Regions from separate parts of the Mus musculus genome. Here region 1 is linked to region 2. A link is a loop called in an ENCODE intact Hi-C map of the cell type or tissue named here. Cell type or tissue: gastrocnemius. All regions are shown on one strand. Each heading gives the region's core, and the rest is flanking DNA. Links, peaks and the distances in the headings are about the cores only.

What was found. Hi-C counts contacts between places; a loop is a spot of excess contacts. Peaks named below come from ENCODE experiments on the same cell type or tissue, not always from the same donor. Only the 100,000 strongest peaks of a DNase experiment are listed, where the experiment ranks them.
Region 1: it touches region 2 in a loop (2.6-fold over the local background); 18 of 42 quality-filtered maps call a loop at or near these places.

Annotation. Positions count from the first base shown.
Region 1 is chr1:118,365,569-118,370,908 of GRCm38, reverse strand. No RefSeq gene overlaps it. Among named protein-coding and RNA genes, the nearest start is that of Gm28867, 8.9 kb to the right of the region's middle. In gastrocnemius, for the core only: a CTCF peak has its summit at 2,794 (motif pointing left); a DNase peak (open chromatin) is centred at 2,763; H3K27ac peaks cover 274 bases.
Region 2 is chr1:118,455,891-118,461,230 of GRCm38, reverse strand. Clasp1 (CLIP associating protein 1) reads right to left here. Exons shown (of 43, transcript NM_001359328.1): 3 at 1,352-1,430; 4 at 1-44. 2900060B14Rik (RIKEN cDNA 2900060B14 gene) reads left to right here and starts at 1,966. Exons shown (of 1, transcript NR_027901.1): 1 at 1,966-2,562. In gastrocnemius, for the core only: a CTCF peak has its summit at 2,181; DNase peaks (open chromatin) are centred at 1,721, 1,956 and 3,788; H3K4me3 peaks cover 3,151 bases; H3K27ac peaks cover 3,412 bases.

The DNA.
Region 1 (5,340 bases), core at 932-4,931, 91 kb after region 2:
AGCTGTCTTCAGAGACACCAGAAGAAGGCATCAGATCCCATTACAGATGGTTGTGAGCCACCATGTGGTTGCTGGGAATTGAACTCAGGACCTCTGGAAAAGCAGTCAATGCTCTTAACCCCTGAGCCATCTCTCCAGCCCCAGCCATGTCTTATTGTAGGATATTTGACCACATTGTGAACCTCAAGATTGTGGACTGGCTGGTGGTGTGGCTCAGCTCTAACACTCACTTTGAACCTAACAGCCAAATAAAGCCAAACTAGGTCAAAAGGCAGAGCAAGCGACCAGCTGACAGGGAGTGAACATAACTAAATGGAAAGGAGGGACATTGAGTTAGATGGTGATTAAGACAACGTGGAGGAGAAAGAGCTTTTTCCTTCTGGGACATCAGTGGAGTAGGAAGGTCAGCTGGGTGCTTTCTCTGCCCCTCTGAGGTATCAGGCTTTCATCACATCCTCTGGCTCCTGAGTCTTCATTGGTGAAATCAAACAGCTGGGATTTTTGTTTTTTAAAACAACAATTTCTGCATGGCCAAGGCCTACAGAAGTCCTGGATAAGGTTCAGGTACGTTGTCCTAGTTAGCAAGTATTGGTGTATGGCATCATATTTTGTCGCTTGGAAAAGTTGGAGTGAGGACAAGGGGAAGTCATAGAAGTTGGCCTGAAGCCTCCTGGACTGAGCCCCACATTCTTCTTCCAATGTCTATCTGGATCCGCATCTCCTCAGTGAGAAGACACACACAGTCTTGAGGACAGCAGCTAGTAGCTGCTCTGTGAGTTCTGTCTAGTTTCTGTAGCTGGGAGATGGGAACCCATGAATTAGAATTGATGACAGAAGTCAAGGTGCCAGTGGGGGACTCTCAAACACTACAGTAATGACTGGGAGGGGGTATGATGTAGATTTCTGAAGTGCTGGAAGTATCTTGTGTTTTTATCTGGGGGGACACTTTTTATAGTGTGTGTGTGTGTGTGTGTGTGTGTACACTTGGAGGCAAGAATAGGACATCAAGTATCATCTATCATTTTCCACTTATATTCTCTCTCTCTCTCTCTTTTCACAAGGAGGTTTGAGACAGTCTTACTACATAGCCTGGTGGCTGTCCTGGAGCTCTCTACATAGACCAAGCCCCTGTCTTGAATTATAGAAATCCACTTGCCTTGCCCCCATCCCAACACCCCAGTGGAGAGATTAACAGTGTGTACCACCACACCTAAATCCACTTATTTCTTGAAAAGGGCTTGCTCACTAAACATGGAGCTCCATTTTCTTCCGCCTATACTAGCTGGCCAACAAGCCCCAGCCATATACCTCCCCTGCTCCCCATGCTGATGTCACAGGCTGGAATGGCCACATCTGGTACTTGAGTGCTGGGGATTCAAACTTAGGTCCTTCTGCTTGCACAGCACATGCCCTTCCCCCACTGAAGCACCTCCCCAAACCTTCCCCCACCAGACAAAGAAATCATTAAGTTCCCAAAACAAAGATGGTTTGGCACTGAGTGAGGCAGGCAGATAGATTTGTGTTCCCAAGAAAAACACATCAAAGTCCTAACGCCCAGGATCTGGGGATGTGACCTTATTTAGGAATGGGACTTTGTATCAGTTGAACTGAAGTCATCCTGGACTCCTGCATGCTGTCATCCAATGACTCACATAGTTTGATTTGGACCCAGACAACATGATGCAGCAGTCCAGTCTCAGACTGGCATTATGCTGACAGAAGCCAGGAGGAAACACTGAAGTTCTTGCCCTAAAATCTTCAGCGAGGGTGGGGCCCTGGTGACACCTTCATCTCCATCCTGTATCTAGCACTGTGAGAGAACAGGGGCCTGTGGATTTAAGACACCCAATTTGTCACTGTTGGGACTGTCCTGGGAAAGCAGCACAGAGGTGCCTGCTTGCAAAAGAGGAGGGGCAAGTCAGGTTTAGTCATGATTACCTCAGAGGGTGTAGGCTTGTGGTTGTTGTTTTGGGTTGGCTTTTGTATGTGGATTATTTCCTGAAAGAATGCATCTTAAAGTCAGTGCTGTAGCCTACGCCTGCAGTTCACTGCACAGTGAGGTAGTCCCAGGAGAATCAGGAGGTCAAGATCAGCCTCAGCTAGCTAGTGAGCTGGAGGCCTGGGGTATATGAGATACACTCTCAAGTAAATAAATAATAAAACAACAAAAGCTACTCCCATGTCTCTCTCTCTCTGTCTGTCTGTCTGTCTGTCTCTGTCTGTCTGTCTGTCTCTCTCCGTCTGTCTGTCTGTCTGTCTGTCTGTCTCTTCCCTCCCTCCTGCCCCTGACAGGGTCCATAGCCCATGCTGTCCTCAACTTGCTATATAGTGGAGGATGTTGAGCTTTTGATCTCCTGCCTCTATCTCTTGAGTGCTGGGATTCCAGCTCTACCCCAGCAGCTGGACTTTCTCACAGTGTTAGGGATGGGTCTCAGAACTCCATGCATGCTAGGCGAGCACTGAGGTTCATCTCTAGCCCTTCTTGTTGTTTAATTTTTGAGACAGTATCTCAGAGAACTCACTGTATAACCCAAGCTAGACTCAGAACCTGTGCGACCTGCCTTCTTTGTCATCCCAAGTACTGGAGTCACAGGCAGGGACCACCATATTCAGCTTCCTTATTAGTTACCTTAAATTTGTGTTTGATGCTTCTCAAATTACAGGAGTCAGATATTCTCATTCAATAGTGGGCTGGAGAGATGACTCAGCAGTTAAGAGCACTGCCTGCTCTTTCAGAGGTCCTGAGTTCAATTCCCAGCAACCACATGGTGGGATCTCATGCCCTCTTCTGGTCTCTAGTTGTACATGCAGACAGAGCACTCATACAATAAATAAATAAATAAATAATTTAAAAACCTAAAAAAAGAAAATATTCAATATAAAATTTGAATTTTGGAGAACTTTTAGCATAAGCACCTCTATTAGTCAGGGTTCTCTAGATTAACGTAATTTATGGAATGTCTCTCTATATTAAACACTTTATTGAAATGACTTACAGTCTGCAATCTATCTAACCCAATAACGGGTAGCTGTGAATGGAAAGTCCAAGAGTCTAGTAGTTGCTCAGTCCCACGAGGCTAGGTGTTTCATCTGGTATTCTGTATAATCTAGAATCCTGAAGAGGTAGGTTCCAACAGATGTGCTGGCAAGTAAGTGCAAGCAGGCAAAGAAGAGTGAACCTTCCTTCTTTCATCATCCTTATGTAGGGCTCCAGCAGAAGGTATGGCCCAGATTAAAGATGCATACTACTATGCCTGGACTTGGAACTTAATCTGTCCCAGGCTGGCCTTGAAGTCAGAGATCTGCTTGCCTCTGTCTCCTGGGATTAAAGCCATGTACTACCTTGCCTGGACCTAACCTTTTCATGGCCACTATTCCTCAAGATCCAAATCAAAACCCTGTGTCTTCTAGCCTCAAGATCTGGATCACAGGTGTGCCCTCCCTTTCTGGATTGTAGTCATTCCAGATGTAGTCAACTTGACAACCAGGAATAGCCATCACAGCATCTTAGGTGATATTTGAGACATACACTAAGGAGTATTTATGTGCAAGTGGGGATCAGAGGACAACCTGTGAGAGATGGCACTTTCCTTACACATCTGATGGAATTCAGTTCCTCAGGCTCCAGGCTTGGCAGCAAAGACCTTTATCCTATGAGTAATCCAGCCAGTCCCATCCACATTATTTTTGAAGATATGAATGCTAGGGTTCTAGAGTTATCTTGAATGGGTTCTGAGGAACAGATTAAAGTCCTCATGCTTGCACTATATCACTTGGCTAATCCTGCCAATTGTTAATATACATCTAAAATTCAAAACTGACTGGTACTGTATGTATCTGCTTTGGTATGCCCTTCTATTGACTGGTACCAAGGCCTTCCCTGTCCCTTCTTATAGGTCTCTGCCCAGCTCACAAAAGCCTTGCCTAACCATACTGCTTTCCCCACCATTCGTCCTTGCCCTATTCAACTCACAACACAATTCCTCATTTACGTTTGGCATCTATCTCCAGTATAGGATGTAATCTCACAAAGCCAGAGTTTTGACTATGGTGTTGGTCACTAACACGAAAATGTCTACAATAGTACCCGCATGTATTCGGTGCTCTATGAAAACAAGTGGAATGGACGGGTGCACCAATGAGTACATGAGGTTGTACTGCTTTATCCAGGGTCTTAGAAAGGGTTTGAGTCTAGCTGATCCTGGTAGGCAGACAGGAAAAGCAAGCCACAGACCTCTGTGGAGCCTGAACAACCAGTCATTCCCATTTGTTTATATAACACACTCCCTTCTAGCCACGACCAGTTTGCCAACTAGGTTGTTGGGTAAACAGTTCACCAAGGTTCCCAGAACCAGGGGCTCACAGTCATTCACATACAATAGAGAGCTGGGGATGTGACTCAGTTGACAGAGTACTTGCCTCATACTCATAAAGATCTGCGTTCTGGGCTGGAGAGATGGCTCAGTGGTTAATAGCGCCGACTGCTCTTCTGAAGGTCGTGAGTTCAAATCCCAGCAACCACATGATGGCTCACAACCATCTATAATGAGATCTGATGGCCCTCTTCTGGTGTGTCCGAAGACAGCTACAGTGTACTTACATATAATAAATAAATAAATCTTAAAAAAAAAATCTGGGTTCCAGCCCCAGCATTACATCAACTCAACAAGGCACGGAGATCAGTGAAACAGATGGCTAAGCCAGTAAATGTGCTTGCCTCTAGGACTGATGGCTTAAGTTCCATTTCTGGAACACACATGAAGAAAGGACATGGCTTTTTTTTTTTTTTTTTTTTTTGGTTTTTCGAGACAGGGTTTCTCTTTATAGCCCTGGCTGTCCTGGAACTCACTTTGTAGACCAGGCTGGCCTGGAACTCAGAAATCCGCCTGCCTCTGCCTCCCGAGTGCTGGGATTAAAGGCGTGCGCCACCACGCCCGGCAGGACATGGCTTTTAAGACTCTAGGAAGAGCCTTATTGGAGGTTCTGGCCTTGGCCCTCCCAGACACTCACAAACCTTTCCATCTGTATGTGGATCAGAGAAAGGGGATAGCAAAGGGGGTACTTACCCAAACTTTGGGACCATGGGGTGAAAAAAAACTTGTGGCTTACATATCTAAGAAGCTGGACCTAGTGGCCTAAGGATGGCCACCCTGCCTCTGGATCATAGCTGCCACTGCCCTGCTAGCAAAGGATGCTGACAAAATAACCATGGGGCAGGAACTTGTTATCAACACACCCATTCTATTGACGGACCCTCAAGTATCCACCCAGCCAGTGGTTATCCGATGCCAGTCTGGTGGACCTTCAGGCTCTATTTTTGAATCCCCCTTGCTTAAGAGA
Region 2 (5,340 bases), core at 429-4,428:
GGAGTCTTTAGCATCTCCCAGTCTGTCTATTAGACTTGGCAACACTGGAAACCAAAATGGAAATGGAGTAAATGAGAATACATCTTGAGATCTGAGGTCACCCGCCGCTCATCTGCAGTTTGCTGGCCTAAGGTAGCTATTCCAAAGCTAGGGATGGGTGAGGACTGTGTCTATAATCTCTGCACTCGGGTCGTGGAGGAAGGAGAATCAGGAGTTCAAGGTCATCCTTTGCAGGCAATGTTGAAGACCAGCCAGTGGCACCCAGTGTGGGAGGGAGAGAGGGACCTTACGGTAGGAGGGCTCCCACAGCCCCAAAGTCCCCTGCAGCTGGGAGAGTGAGCCATTCTCATCAGGGGGTATGCATAAGGACTCACCTTATAAACATCCCTCAGCTACGCTTCTGCATGCAACCCTAGTGAGACTCGGTAGGTCATGGGAGGGGAAAGACAGGAATGTAGAAGGAGCTAAGTGGAGAAAGAAGGTATCAAGCAGGAGTGAGAGGGAAATAGAGGCAACTGTAAGAGTGGAGGTGTGGTTGAAATACACTGTAGGGAATGCCATGCTTGAAATGACATATGCAATGGAAACATTAAGCAACAGACCAGCATGCTTCAGTGGCATTGGGTACATTTTACTTATAGCATACAAAAGACACACAGCACACCCACACACTGAAGCATGGGCCAGCCCACCCATGTCTATTCCAACCCCGTTAGGCCTCTGGTGAGAATCCATGAGTCCTGAGCTAATGTAGGGGGGAAATGGAAAATGGTTCAAACATCAGATTCCTAACAGTAAGTTTCAGGATCCCACCATCCTTCTCAGTGAGCGCACTGACTGCAAAGCTACAGAAAAAGAAAAGGACAGACAGACACTGGTAATGAACACTAGTGGAGAATTCCAGCTGACACTGTGGCTCAGTGGTTATTGCTTGCTGGCATACAGAGGACATAGATTCTATTCACCCACTGCGCACACAAAAGGGAATCAAGAAAAGAGAATAGAGAAATTTGCTACTGAAACAGTTGTATAAACAGAATTGCTTAGTGTTTACATCGCCACCATGAAACACACTGATTTAGAGACATCTAAACGGTGGAAAAATCCAACTGGCTCCTTTTTTGTAGGACTTTTCAAAGAAAACTGAGTCTCCGAGGAGGTTGAGAGGACAATGCGTACTGGCTGGCATCAAGCTGATGTCTAAACTGGCATAAAAATCCTCAATTGGCAATATTATAATAATTCGGGTTTAGAGGGGAAGGTACCAGTTTAGGGGCGGTGAGGCCACGATGTGGGGTGAGTCCAGGGTGGGACGGAAGGATGAGAGCCTGCTATGCTAGCTAAGGCTCACCTGTGCCGATTTGCGCCTTGAACCGGTCCTGCAGCCTAGTCACCAGTGCCGACAGGATGTCCATGCCCAAGAGAACCACCTGCAACGCAAAGAAGCACAGCGTCAGCGGTGCAGTGGGATGGCGCTGACATAGCTGGTCCCCGCGGGCGCCCAGCGACTGGGAAGACTGAGCTGGCTGGTCAGGAAAGGGTACTCGGCACGGAAAAACCCGCTACCGTTTGGAAGAAAAACTCGCCGAAGCGGAACTCCACTGAAGCAGCACGACCTAGAGGAGCCTACTGCGGCCCCGCCCTCTCCTTGAGTTGCGTATGCAAATTTACCAGGTCGCACCCTCCCCCCAAATTGCTAACTCTAAGCCTCCCTCCGGCCCCGCCCAGAAAGGCGTGTATGCAAATTTTCAGACTTGTGACGCGCGGCCTTCTGGGTAAAGACAAGCAGGCTTCAGAAAGCCCCTTGGGAGTTTCAGAAAAACAGAAAGGGTATTCGACGTGGGAAGCAGCAGTCGAAGAAAATACTGTACACCGGGCAGGTTGGGGTAGGCCTCCTGCGGTGGTCACCGCAACCAAACCCGGACTTAGAGCTTTCTGGCTGCCGGGCGCGCGTGGTTGCAAGCAACCATCCTTTTCTTGGGGTTGCGCTACTGTCCAATGAACGCGTAGTGAGGGCAGTACTGCTAACGCCTGACAACACACCTGCATCGGTTAGAGCTCTGCTTTACCTTGGTGCAATTTTTGGAAAAAACCACAAAACCTCTCTTCCTTACCTAAACATTTAAAGATTAAAGTAGCCGCGTGTGTACTGTTGCCCTCCTCGCAGTTCCTTTATTGTATGCTAGAGGGCAGCCGGACAGTAATTACTGGAGACCAGCTTTCTCACCGCTGCCCTAAGACTGTGATACACTAAGAAGCGCTCCCTTTGGAAAATGTTGTAATACAGATAAAGGGTTCCGTATTTGGGTTTTCATCCAGCTTACAAGTAAATCTATATACTAATTCAAACACCAAGCCAGCACTGGGAGGAATTAGATACTTGAAAGTGTATAATTCTTTTGAGGCGCAGAGTCTATGTAGCCCTTAGCATGTAGCCCCTGCTGGCCTCAAACTTGTAGCTCCCGACTGCTAAAATTAAAGGCATGTACCACTTCCCGGGGCCCTTTTTTCTCCCAACTTTTAAAATAGTTCTATTTATGAGCATTTTCTTTAAAACAAAGCAAAAAAAAAAAAAAAAAAAAAACCAAAAAAACAAAAACAAACAAAGGTCTTACTTTTGAGCCACAGGATTTAAGTTTCCTTAGTTTGGCTTCCTTCCAAAGAGCACAGTAGGAATGGGAGGTAATTTTACAGTACAGAAACCTGACAAACTATTACCTCAGCCAGGTGACCAAGGTCAGCTTAAACAATGCTAAGTCATGCTGGTGATGTAAGCTTGGTATAATATAATGCACACTTCACCTCTGTCACAGTCTCTTTAAAGCCCACAAGCTGTGAGTAATCTCAAGGAAAATATGAGGGAAACTCAAACACCTGCCCAGTGCGTCGCTGTCAGGGCCAAAACCAAGGATACCGAGAAACTGCCACAGTGAAGACAAATTTTTTATAGTTTCTTAATTTGCCTGGGAAAAGGAAAATGACTTTTTCCAGATATTGTTTTGTTTTGTTTTGAAAGAACCAAATAATAAACAAACCAACTTAAGAGCCAAAGAATGGGCTCCATTGAAAGTTCAGTGTACATAGAGCAAGAGAAATTAAACAGGAAAGCTCCAAGTGCAGCCCAAGGAAGCAAAGGGTTAGAGACCCCCAAAGCGCAGGTGCACAGCAGAGACAGATGCTCTGACAGACAGAGCAGTGGTAAAAAGCAACAGCTGACAATCACTATAGGCTACTACAAAGGAAAAGGGAGGGAGGGAGGGAGGGAGAGAGCAAGGGAGGCAGGGAGTGACAGCACAAAGAAATAGGAACTGCACACTGCTGTTGGAGATGCAAAATGAAAATCAGTGTGCAAAATGTCTTCAGAAAATTAAATAGAACTGAACTGTATGATCCAGCAATTCTGCTCTGGATGTGAACACACGGAGGTAAAGCAGGCTCAAGGGCTCTGCGTGCTCATGTCCGTGGCAGCAATTCTACAGTAAGTATGGAAACGCTCGCTCAACACATGGTCTTATCGCTCCAGTCCTCTAGCCTTCCTATCTACAACTGTGCTTTCACAGTTTTAGCTATCACAGCAAACAACAGTCCCAAAGTAACACATGAAAATTCCTGAAGTAAACAACTTATTGAATTTAAATTGTGTGCTATTCTGAAAGCACAGTACACGATCACACTCTACTGCTCAGTCCCACTCAGAAATGAGAACCATCCCTCTGGCATCCGGCATCCAGGCAGTATACGCTGCCCTCCACGAATCACTTGGCAGTCACACTGCAGCTCTGCTGGGAGACAGAGTGAGCTTACTTGCAAATGTTCCCAAAGCACAAGAGTGACACTGACAATCTGGGCATGCCAAAGAGAAAGTATTGGGACTACAGGGTGTAGCTCCACACCTGGCTTCCTCTTCAGCAAGGGCTTCACAGCCTCGTGAATATGTGCAGAAACACAAATAGTAAGACATTCAGCACAAGGTGGTGGGCTCCCTCCTACTGACTACAAACCGGAAGGCAGTGCCACTAGCTCACATGCAAATTGATAGCAGACAGCGGAATCCATCAACAGCCAGGAAAGGAAAGAGATCCTGCCACAGCGAGCACTGGAGCAGTGGCCACAGTGCTATTGTTACATAGCCGCCCTTGGGTCACTCCAGTATCTACAGGGAATAAAACGAGAGTGCCTCCTGTCACACACCAGACACAACCAGTACATCTTCAAAAGCAGCTCCACGATCCTGGGATAGGAGAAAATCCGGGCCAGATAAACAAACTTCACAGGACCAGACTGAAGAGCTGGACCACACTGGATGAGCTCTCTCATTCCTAAGGCCCTTTGGAAGAAACAACACACTCCAAATCCATACGGAGACTCAGCATAGCCATGATGTTTACAAGCCTTCTGACTACACCAAGGCCATTCAGTGCTGCACTACCACCACACTCACAGACCTGGCCTGCTCACCTCTCTCCAGGTAGCTTCAGACCTTGGACAAGTCATAACACCTCCGAGGCAACACCAAATAACCTCCAAAGTCAGCTGACTCTCTTTGGTGCCCTGATAATGCCAGGTCCTGAAAAAACACACAGGTTCCCTAATCCCAAACTCTTGGGGACAGGGGACAGCAGGCTCCACCATCCATTGTCAGCTATCCGTCTCCAAGAACCACCTTACAATTATATATCCACTCTACAAAGCACACGTGAGGGCTAGGCAGCTTTATTAATATGCCTGGCACACAGTAGGTACCCATAAGGACCTGCCCCCCTCAGCAAGAAAGCAAGGGTTAGGGCTGGGAAGAGGGCTCAGTTGGTAAAGTGCTTGAAGTGCAATGTCCATCCCTAGAGCCCAAAGAAAAGGCCAGGTATGGTGGCGTTTGCCTGTAAGCCTCACACTGAGGAGGCAGAGACAGGACGATCCCATGTCTTACTGACCAGCTAGCCAGCCTAGCAAGCTCCACTATCACTTAAGCATTATGCCAAAACATAAAGGTGAGCTGGGGATGGTGGCACATACCCTAGCAGAGACAGGCAGATCCAGTGAGTTCGAGACAACCTTGATCTACATAGTCAGGGCTACACAGGGACACCCCCATCTCAATAAATAAAATAAATAAAAACAAACAAATGAATAAACAAATAATAACCTCTGGCCTCCACATGAATTTGAGTATGTACATGCATGCCCGCATACACACATACAAACACACAGACACACACACTCAGATGAATAAAATAAGGAAGAAACAAAGACATGAAATGCAAAGAGAAAAGTGAGATTGCCTAAAACTAAGCCGTCCAATGACAACTGATAATCCTGTTAGCCACCCTGTTAGCACATCTGCAT